3 separate regions of the Homo sapiens genome follow, and regions 2 and 3 are each linked to region 1. The links are chromatin contacts, found by Hi-C or POLR2A ChIA-PET in ENCODE. All regions are on one chromosome and are shown on one strand. The core of a region is the stretch at or near the end of the contact, and the rest is flanking DNA. Distances in the headings are between cores, read along the strand shown.

The links. Hi-C counts contacts between places; a loop is a spot of excess contacts on that map. ChIA-PET counts read pairs that join two places held with the same protein, here RNA polymerase II (POLR2A). Pooled maps may share reads with other maps.
Region 2: a pooled map shows a loop between it and region 1 (2.9-fold over the local background). The contact joins the enhancer-like site here to the promoter of SLC7A5 in region 1. A Hi-C loop is called at or near these places in 2 of 50 pooled maps.
Region 3: a map of OCI-LY7 shows a loop between it and region 1 (4-fold over the local background). The contact joins the enhancer-like site here to the promoter of SLC7A5 in region 1. A Hi-C loop is called at or near these places in 1 of 168 maps with a recorded cell type or tissue (OCI-LY7), 19 of 37 single-sample maps with no recorded cell type and 11 of 50 pooled maps. POLR2A ChIA-PET finds 5 or more read pairs at or near these places in 10 of 52 experiments (AG04450, BJ, Caco-2 and 7 more).

The regions. Positions count from the first base shown.
Region 1 is chr16:87,867,763-87,871,153 of GRCh38, reverse strand. It overlaps SLC7A5 (solute carrier family 7 member 5), which reads left to right and starts at 1,647. Exons shown (of 10, transcript NM_003486.7): 1 at 1,647-2,269. The coding sequence starts at 1,732. RefSeq lists enhancers at 1-333, 1-889, 334-1,093 and a silencer at 1,334-1,683.
Region 2 is chr16:88,003,919-88,007,363 of GRCh38, reverse strand. BANP (BTG3 associated nuclear protein) reads right to left here. Exons shown (of 14, transcript NM_001386991.1): 5 at 2,953-3,069; 6 at 1,099-1,274. Among named protein-coding and RNA genes, the nearest start is that of BANP, 54 kb to the right of the region's middle. RefSeq lists enhancers at 724-1,267, 1,268-1,813. Within about 2 kb of position 2,008, at least 2 of the 41 ENCODE cell types and tissues checked have a DNase peak (open chromatin) inside an H3K27ac peak, as active enhancers do.
Region 3 is chr16:87,701,076-87,704,322 of GRCh38, reverse strand. It overlaps a transcript of KLHDC4 not described here. Among named protein-coding and RNA genes, the nearest start is that of KLHDC4, 63 kb to the left of the region's middle. RefSeq lists enhancers at 348-1,547, 1,583-1,832, 2,563-2,612 and a silencer at 1,953-2,012. Within about 2 kb of position 1,827, at least 6 of the 41 ENCODE cell types and tissues checked have a DNase peak (open chromatin) inside an H3K27ac peak, as active enhancers do; they include OCI-LY7, where a contact is called at or near this core.

The DNA of each region.
Region 1 (3,391 bases), core at 398-2,897:
AAAATGGCTCTAACTGGCACCTACCCTATTGCATAAGAAGCTGTCTAGGGGAGGACTCAGTGAGCACTCGGTGAGTTTGCCCAGCCATGGTGGTACTGTCTCCTTCCCTCTGCAGGCACAGCGGGAAGAATAGGGCAGATGGAGGGGTCTCTGCACCTTCCACAGCCAGCAATGTGGACGGCAGATTACAAGTTAGTATCTGTGTGACCTCCGCACTCCCCCGCCTGTGGCTGCCTGGGCTGCTGAGATTTCGCTCGGTTTTATCACCGCAGAGGAATGCCCGACATACCGGGGGGCGAGCAAGGTCCAGAATGACAAGCCCTGGCATTCCTCAGCCGCCCCCTCCCTGGGGTGGGGCCTGGACATTCCTGGCTGCAGCTAGAGGTCCCAGCACGACAGGGATTCTGACCCCCCTCCACCACGGCTATTGTTCAGAATTCTGTGGATTCCAGAGGCATCTGCCCAGCAGACTGTCTTGCTGTGAACACCCAGCTCTGCAACCGGTGTTTGCGTGTTTGCCCTGGGAGGCTGAACGCTCACCCAGAACAAAGGCCTCCCCACATGCCTGCTGTGAGCTTCCAAGGACTCGTTTGCACACACGCCAAGGAACCCCGGGGTGGGGTGATACTGAGGAGCTTCCTCCCTGACCCACACACACCCTTTGAACAGGTCTTTGGCCGCTCACCAGTCTGGTCAATCTCGGGGCAGTATTTATATTCCTTCCCATTTCCAGGCCTAGGAGCCTTGGCATCCTGCTCTCGCCTCTAACTGAAATTACCTCTCAACCCTTTTTAGCTAAGATGCCTCTCGCATTCCCTAGGAATAACAAGCTTTAAAGCCCCTTCACACTGAAGCCTGCCTTTGAATTCCCCAGGTAGATTTGGGGGTGGGGGTCTTATGGCTCCCAGCGAACCCCCGGTTCTGTTGATTAAATTGAGCTCAGGCAGATTGCTGGCTTCCCAAAGCCTGTGTTATTACTGCTTCTCAAAGCTACGGGCACCGGATCGCCGTCTTTGGCAAGATTCTTTTGGGATACAATGGGAATTACTGGGTGGCCTCGGTTCGGTTCTTCCCTCGTCCCAGTTCGCGGCTCACCAGCCCCACTGATGCAGCCCCCAGGCTGGAAGGAGGCTGCAGGAGCTTCCCCTCAGGTCATCCTCTCATCCCTCCCCCGTGCCCCAGGAGCTGGTTGTGGGGGCGGTTCCATCCCCTCGGCCCATCCGGGACAGGAGCCTAGGTTCCCTTCGGGGGGTACCCCAAACTCCATCCTTGGCCTCAGGCCAGCCCTGGTGCACTGCCCGCTCCCAGGCTTGACGAGAGGCTGCGGGCCAGTGGGTGAAGGGGCGCGCCCTGACTGCCAGGCCCCGCCCAGGCGCATCCGGGAGGACGGGCTGGGATGACGCGGGCGCCGGGAGGGGGGAGGTCGCGAGGCCGGGGTCTCCATGGCGCAGGAGGACTGGGGCCTTCGAGGACCACGCGGGCCTGGGAATAGCCCGCCAGGCTGGGCCGGACGACGCACGTGCTCCGAGCTGGGCCGAGGGGGCGGGGCTGAGGGACGGGGCCGGGCCACGGGGCGGGGAGGAGCCGCGGACGGTGGGCGGGGCCGGCGGGCCGGGGCCTAAAAGGCGGCGCGGGCGGGGTTCCTGACGCAGCTGCGGGCGGCGGGCGGCGCGCACACTGCTCGCTGGGCCGCGGCTCCCGGGTGTCCCAGGCCCGGCCGGTGCGCAGAGCATGGCGGGTGCGGGCCCGAAGCGGCGCGCGCTAGCGGCGCCGGCGGCCGAGGAGAAGGAAGAGGCGCGGGAGAAGATGCTGGCCGCCAAGAGCGCGGACGGCTCGGCGCCGGCAGGCGAGGGCGAGGGCGTGACCCTGCAGCGGAACATCACGCTGCTCAACGGCGTGGCCATCATCGTGGGGACCATTATCGGCTCGGGCATCTTCGTGACGCCCACGGGCGTGCTCAAGGAGGCAGGCTCGCCGGGGCTGGCGCTGGTGGTGTGGGCCGCGTGCGGCGTCTTCTCCATCGTGGGCGCGCTCTGCTACGCGGAGCTCGGCACCACCATCTCCAAATCGGGCGGCGACTACGCCTACATGCTGGAGGTCTACGGCTCGCTGCCCGCCTTCCTCAAGCTCTGGATCGAGCTGCTCATCATCCGGCCTTCATCGCAGTACATCGTGGCCCTGGTCTTCGCCACCTACCTGCTCAAGCCGCTCTTCCCCACCTGCCCGGTGCCCGAGGAGGCAGCCAAGCTCGTGGCCTGCCTCTGCGTGCGTGAGTACGGGGCGCGGGCCGGGGGTTGGGAGGTCGTAGTCTCTGGGTCCCTGCATCCTTGCATCACTACGCCCCTGGCTCCCACATCTCTACATCTTTACGTTCCTGGACCATCCCGGCAGTTCTAGGCTAAGGTCATTGGTCCCAGAAACCACGTGCGTTTCTTTCATTCATTCTTTTACACTTCTCCCCACAGGCTGGGAATATCTTCAGTGACGGGACAGCAGGGTCCCTGCCCTGCCCTTCGGTGGGCATTCCATTCCCCCACTTAAGCGGTTTAGGCAAGTGCCACCCTCCCGTTGGCCCCGCTGAGCAATACTCCCAGCCTCTTGCGTGGCACCCACGTGGAGTAACTGAGCAATCGGTTTACTGTTAGAGCTCCGATTGCTGACTGGTTGGTGAGAAGGAAATTGCAGTTAAAAAAAAAATCATTCATTTCTGCTCTCCACACCAGCTCGTCAGGAATCAGTGACACGGGCTGACTCATAAGAAAACAGTAGTAATAACATCGTGTGCGGGTAGTGACTGGTGCTGATTTAGGCTAAGGGATCCCCCCTGAGGGTTCCCAGTAGTGAGAGAGCGGAGCTTGGCTGCAGATTCAGTCTGTGTTGCAGTGAATGGACGTGCGGGTCCCAGGTTTCTCTGGGAAACAGCCATGGGGCTCCTGTTTTGGTGGGCATGGTGCTGGTGTGTTCTTCACCAGGCCAGAGATAACTGCTTTTCAAAATAGTTTTCTTTTTCTTTTTCTTTCTTTTTTTTTTTTTTTTTTGACACTGAGTCCCGCTCAGTCGCCCAGGCTGGAGTACAGTGGCACGATCTCGGCTCACCGCAAGCCCGCCTCCCAGGTTCATGCCATTCTCCTGGCTCAGCCTCCCGAGTAGCTGGGACTACAGGTGCCCGCCACTACGCCCGGGTAATTTTTTTTGTATTTTTAGTAGAGACGGCGTTTCACCGTGTTAGCCAGGATGGTCTCGATCTCCTGACCTTGTGATCCGCCCGCCTCGGCCTCCCAAAGTGCTGGGATTACAGGCGTGAGCCACCGTGCCCGGCCTCAAAATAGTTTTCTTGTGGGATTTCAGGGGGAAAATCACTTGTAGCAGATGCCACATGATTTGGTTGGGT
Region 2 (3,445 bases), core at 759-3,258, 140 kb before region 1:
TCCAGATCTCGGGGGAAATGGGCAATGCATCCTGTGCCATGGAACCCGTGGAAGCTGCGTCCTCTAGCCCAGCAACCTGCCTCTGAGAGCCCACGTCCAGACACTGATCCAAGAGACATGAAAACACAGCAGGCCAATGCTAGTTTCAATAACGAAAGGTTAGAGGGGGCCATCCCTGGAAAGCATCCAGACCTGATGAAATAAGCAAAACTGGCTAAAAATGACTCTGTCCATCTGCACTAACGTGGAAAGATTTCTACTGTGTAGGGGAAAGAAGTGAGTTATAAAATCATAAAATGTGCACCAAAAAACCCCAAAAGGTTTAGAGATCTCAGAATGGTGGGATCACAGTTATTTTCCCTTTAATCTTCATGTTTATACTGTATCACTATCTTTTTTTTTTTTTTTTTTTTTTTGAGACAGAGTCTCTGACGCCCAGGCTAGAGTACAGTGGTGCGATCTCAGCTCACTGCAACCTCTGCCACCCAGGTTCAAGCAATTCTCCCGCCTCAGCCTCCCAAGTAGCTGGGATTACAGGCACCTGTCACCGTGCCCAACTAATTTTTGTAGTTTTAGTAGAGATGGGGTTTCACCATTTTGGCCAGGCTGGTCTTGAACTCCTGACCTCATGATCCACCCGCCTCAGCCTCCCAAAGTGCTGGAATTACAGGTGTGAGCCACTGAGCCTGTCCTATACTGTATCACTTTTTTTTTTTTTTTGAGATGGAGTTTCCTCTATTGCCCAGGCTGGATGCAATGGCATGATCTCGGTTCACCGCAACCTCCACCTCCCAGGCTCAAGCGATTCTCCTGCCTCAGCCTCCCGAGTAGCTGGGATTACAGGCACCTGCCACCACACCCGGCTAATTTTGTATTTTCAGTAGAGACAGGGTTTCTCCATGTTGGCCAGGCTGGTCTCGAACTCCCGACTTCAGGTGATCCGCCCGCCTCAGCCTCCCAAAGTGCTGGGATTACAGGCGTGAGCCACCGCGCCTGGCCACTGTATCACTTCTTTAAAAAACAACAAAATTTCTAAAAGGCAAAACAAACAAACAATTGTACTGGCGCTCTGGCCGAGGAAAGCCGCCCTGGACGCACCTTCCGAGTTCAGGGTGATGAGCGTGACGTTGCTCCCGATGCTCTGACTGCCCGCCTGCCCACAGCTGGACACAGAGTCGCTGGCCTCCGAGCCGCTCTCCCCGTCCTCGTGGTGGCTGTCTTCTTGGCCCGGCACCTTCACCACAATGGTGTTCTGCCGACGCCCAGGCACAGCGCTAAACGGGAAAAAAAACACACCAGCCCGATGTGGTAAGAGCCGCAAGCAGCACGCGAAGGTCAGCGCTTTCCTTATCGCAAAATCTAACTCTGTGTGGACCAGTGGATCACACAGCCTTCCCATACTGCTCTCTCTACCAAGATTAATAGAAACTCCATGGGAGAAAATGGCCTGGGGCTGAAAGAAACTGTATAAAATAAAACTTAACCATTTAAAGAAAATGTTTGTATCACAAAAGGAGTAAAATCATACTCACTGGGACTCAGGCCTAGCATGCTGCCTTCTGAGTTCAGTAGTCATCCCATAAAATGCTGGTAAGAGTCTTTTTTCCGGCGAGGTTAAAGGGAAGACTAAATGAGGAAAACTGTGCCCAGAGGCCTGGGTCAATTCGATCCACGCTGCTGGGCTCGCTGGAGATGGCTCCCCCTCGCAATGCGAGCAGCACTCCCACGTACGCCCACGGGCAAAAAACCCTGACGGGGCTTAAAAAACCCACTGAGATCCCATCGGAGCTGCCATCATCCCAAGGGCTGCTGATGTGGAAGGACAGAACACTGCTAGCAAAGCAGGGCGAGGCCACCTCCACAAGTGCTCAAAAAAAAGGATGATTTAGAGACTTACTACTTCCCTTTTTTAGTGACCCTTTCAACATCCTCTACCGTGGACTGCTACGCACCAGCAGGAGAAAGGAGCACAATTTCTCTATATGCAAAGTCAAAAAAAAGGGTGTTGAAAACACTGGCCGCACCCAGAGGAGGGCGCTGCACTCTGCACTTTCTGGCCTGGATTCTCTAGAGCGCTGTCCACGCTGAACCTGATCTCAACACTGGCCATCTGCCTGGCTGACCTCAGTGCAAAGCCCCTGAGGCACAGCTGACCCTGGCACCTCCTCACCGCCCATCACCAACTCCTCTCCCTTCACCCCACGTATCAGACCCTTGCGACCACAGCTGCGGCCCTGGAGAACTGAGCTAAGACAATACAGAAAGGGGACGAAGCTGGAGGAGGAGGAATCCACAAAGGAGACTGAGAGAAAAAGCAAATAGAACTTTGTGAAGACACAGATGGGAAAGAAAAAGCAACAGCATCCTCAGGGGTTCACGCAGCCCCAGGGGCACTCCTGGGGACAGCAGGGCTTGGATGCCAGCCAGAGGCCACTGCACAGCCTTCCCCTCACACAGAGCGGGGACGGTGTCTTCTGTCCACTCCCACCTCTGACCAAAGTTCCATTCAAAATGTCTCAAGAGAAAAAGGTATAAGAAAAAAGTCATAAACTCAACATGCCTGCACCACTTAGCAACCGTGGGAGAGGGCGTCTGTTTGCCTGACACGCTCTGCACAGACAGACGTGAGGACCACTGAGCTAGGTGGGAGGATGAACGCTTTCACAGACTGCTGTGAGGAGACAGAGCCAGCCCCCTCCACAACCCCGGCCAGCACGAGACACAGAAGTCCCCGGCGGCAGCTGCCCCTGGTGTGGCTGGACTCAGCATTCAGCATCGCCCAGCCTGCCCTCCCCGACCTCAGAGAGCTGGGGCGGTGCCTGCCAGGCTCAACCCTGTGACCACAGAGATGAAGCGTGTGCTGGACTGTGCCCTGGCTTAGGGACGTTGACTTATTCTCATGGGACTCCGCACAGTGGCAGGGAAAGGTGGGGTTGGTGCCGTGCTACTGACTTGCTAATGACATTTTCCAGGGAATCCGGTGCCCTGTTGCTCAAGGGGTCTTCCATCTTGGCTACAATGGCGTTCTGCCGATCATTGTTGAGTATTACTGTAGTCTGGGGGACGACGCTAGGGAACAAAAGAATCACAAAGAAAAAGAAGGCCTTAAAACAACAACATTCATGGTAAGAGCACATAAGAGTCATTCAACACAGTCCACTCCCAGGGACCCGCACTGAGGGGGAGGCCTAAGAGTCATTCAACATAGTCCACTCCCAGGGACCCGTCCTGAGGGGGAAGGAGCCCCAAATGCTAAGGAAGAATAAACTGGAGATGGGGTTTTTAGCAGAACGTAACTTTTCCTAATTGTTGGTGATCTGTCTGCACAACTGGATAGCACAGGACAGCTGGGCTGAGGATGCTGAACTTGTGACAGAATAGACTGCAACCGCACCAGCTGTTATCGCACCCAGTTAATAAAGCTTCTAGGGTGGCACACTTGCAT
Region 3 (3,247 bases), core at 578-3,077, 170 kb after region 1:
AGGCGCCTCCTTCCCCGTGTGGTTCAGGACCCTCCCCAGGCGCCTCCTTCCCCGTGACGTTCAGGACCCTCCCCAGGGCTCTCCACAGGCGCCTCCTTCCACGTGTCGTTCAGGTGACGAGGCGAGACCCCGCGCTGGACGTGGCACTCGGGTGTTGGAGTGAGGTGGCGGCGCCGTGTGCTTGATGGTTTCCATCAGAGAAGAGTCAGCCTTCCTCCAGAAGGAGCGGGGGATGGTGGTTCCCCAGCCCGGAAGGAAAAGGAGCCGAGCTCTAGCTGTGATCACGGCCTCAGCCTGCCTGCCTTTGTGCATGGAAGGAACTTGCTAGTGACCGCTGCTCTCCTGGGCAGTGTAAGAGTGTTGTGTGGAGGCCGGGGGCGCTGGAGGCCAGTCTCGTTTTCATAGCCCAGATGGCTCCCGGCGCAGGTTGCAGTCACCTCCATTACTCTTTCACGAGAGAGCTGCAGCAATGCCATCTGGGGCCTGGCCACACCTGGTCACTGGTGTCCCGAGGCACACAAGCAGTCCCTGCCGGAAGCTGACACACTGTCATGGCCAAGGGCCACAGTGCAGGTACCACGGTGACCCGGCTTCCCTGAGTCCAGCTCACGCCCGTTTTCCTTGTCTCAACCTTCAGAGCCCTTCCAAGCCCCCACTGGCTGCAGCCCACCCAGGGGACCCACCTTTAGAGGCTGGACTCAGGCTTCACTGAGGGGTGAGAAGCGCAGGTTTACAAAGCTCTGGCTGGGAAGAAATTGAGTAACCACTCCCTGAGAAACAAACGGAGACGTTTAATTACATGAACGCACACATTTTAAAAACCGCCTGTGCACTCCCGGAGGGCAGAGCCTGCCTCTCTGGTTATTTTTGTGTCCTCCATTCACTTACAGGCTGTGACAAACCCTGTGCCCACGCTGCCTCCACTGCCGGGAGACTCAGGGCTGGGGGAGACATGCCCTGGTCACCACTGCGGAGACTCAGGGCTGGGGGAGACATGCCCTGGCCACCAGTGGTGAGCCAGCGAGACAGGACCCCACGCGCGCTGACCCGGGGACGCCATGGAACTCACTCGCGATTCCTGCACGCGCGCTGACCCGGGGACGCCATGGAACTCACTCGCGATTCCTGCTCACAGCACGTTTCCTGCTCGAAAACCAGGAGAGCCTCCACGTGCCGACTAGCTCTGTCCACACATCCATTGCGCAGCTCTGCAGCGGAAGGACCTTCAGTAAAGACGCTGGTTTGTAACGAGAGAAGCGTTCCAAAGTGTCACACGACATTGTTTATTACTAAAAGGAGCAGAATTTCTTTTTAATCTTGACAGTGTTGTTTTCGTAACAGTATGATTTAAACTGTTACATTCATTTAGGAAAACTTTTTTTCATTTCATAAGTAATCAAGCTATCTTTCCAGCTTAAAAGCAAAGAAAAAAGGCTCAGGGTAACTTTTTAAACCACTTCATCAATAAGAAAAGTTCTCTCTGTCATTGCACGGCGTGATTGTACACAGTATTAGCAAGCAGTTCACATGCGCCAGGGCCGACTTGGAAGGAAACACAGGTTAACACTGTTTCCTGTCCGAGTTCACAGAGATGTTTGCAGCAGGCTCAGTTGCTTTGGCAGCTGGAGCGAGGGTGCCTCTTCCGCGTGGCTCCCCTGAGCAGAGAGGCCCCTGTGGTTTTTTTCTCCGCCGGGCTCTGGGGACAGGGTTTCTGTGGAAATGGCAAATGGTGCAGATGAGCAGAGTCCTGCTAGAGAGGTCAGCTCAGCGTCCAGGAGGGGGCGCCTGCCCCCGAGGAGGCCACGGACATGCCTGGGAAGTTGCTGCCGGAGAAGTGTGCTCTGATGTGGCTACATTTGGGGACGCGGGCTCCCCAGAGGCCCAAGCGAGAAAGCCGGGGGTTCCCAGGCTGGGGGTGCAGGACGGGCCAGGCACTGCCCTGCAGGGCCCGCCCCCCTGCCCCTGCACCCTCACACCCATCTTCCTCTCTCAGCCTGACCCCAGGGCCTGGGAGCCCCCGGCAGACCGGCCCTCCTTGCCAAACAGTGGCTGCCCTTTATGGACTCGGCGCCTGGCAGAGCCACTGTGGAGGAGGAGTTGGCTGTCATGGTCAGGGGAGGCAGCCCTTGGGTTGTCAAGGTTGGTGGTCAACGTTGAACCCATATCTGCTGGAATCTCCCGGTCTGTTCCACACACGATCATGCGGGAAGCTCTGGGACCCGAAGGCTGTTCTGATCTCGGGGGTCACAAGTTCTCACAGCAGCCTGGGGTCACCAGGGACCAGACCCGGCGTTAGCCTCTGTAAGGAGCTGCCTGGCTGCTGGGCTGAGCTTTGTTGCAGGCCCAGGAAGATGACCAAGAAGGACAGAGCAGAGCCCCATCTACCACTGCTGGGAGGGCCCGAGGGAGCACGTGCACAGCAGAGCCCCATCCTCCACTCCCTGGGCTCGAAGAGGCTTCCTCGGTGTGGATGGCAGCTGTTAACGAGCAGTGGTGGTGCAGCTGGAGGCCTCTGTCCCATGGGGCACAGACGGGAGAAGGATGGCGGACGGGTGTGCACGCTTGGGAGGACGGGCGGGCGGCATAGGCCTGAGCAGGTGGCATGGGCGCACGAGAAGGGTGTGTCTGAGACAGGATGTTTATCCCAAATGCCAGGAGTGGACGAGGCGGACGAGTGGCAGTGAGGTAGGCATGTGAGGTTGTTGCCTGGCCCACTCTGCCGACCCCAGAAACCCAGCGGCCTGGGCCCAGCACCCGGCTACACATGGGGTGAGCTCACGCCCACACTGTGGCCTGTGCCCGTCACGGGGCTGCTTGCTTCTCCTAGGCTTGGGAACAAGCTGGCATGAACGCTGTGGCCGCATTCACAGCTCAGGCACTTCCACTTTGGGTTTCATGAAGAAACAGACTTAAAGAGCATTTGTTCCTAATGGGTGGGCTGAAGCTTGGGAGGAGCATTCAGCTTCTCTCCACAGTATGGCTTCACCTGTTCCTGAGCGCCCTGCTACCCTCTTGCTAACCTGGGTGGCTGAGGTCCTCTGCTTTGGTGGCGTTGACTTCCCGTCTGCAGCCAGCGCCAGGTGCCAGCCCCCGCCTCTGCTCATCGGGAAGCGCTGGCCTGCAGGTGCTTTGTGGTTGCCACGGACCCTTGTTCTGTCCCTTTCCAGCACCCACCCCCCACGCGCTGTGCATTCCGTAGTTCATTTTCAAGGCAGGGGGCACATGGTGAAAATACAGCCTGGCTTTT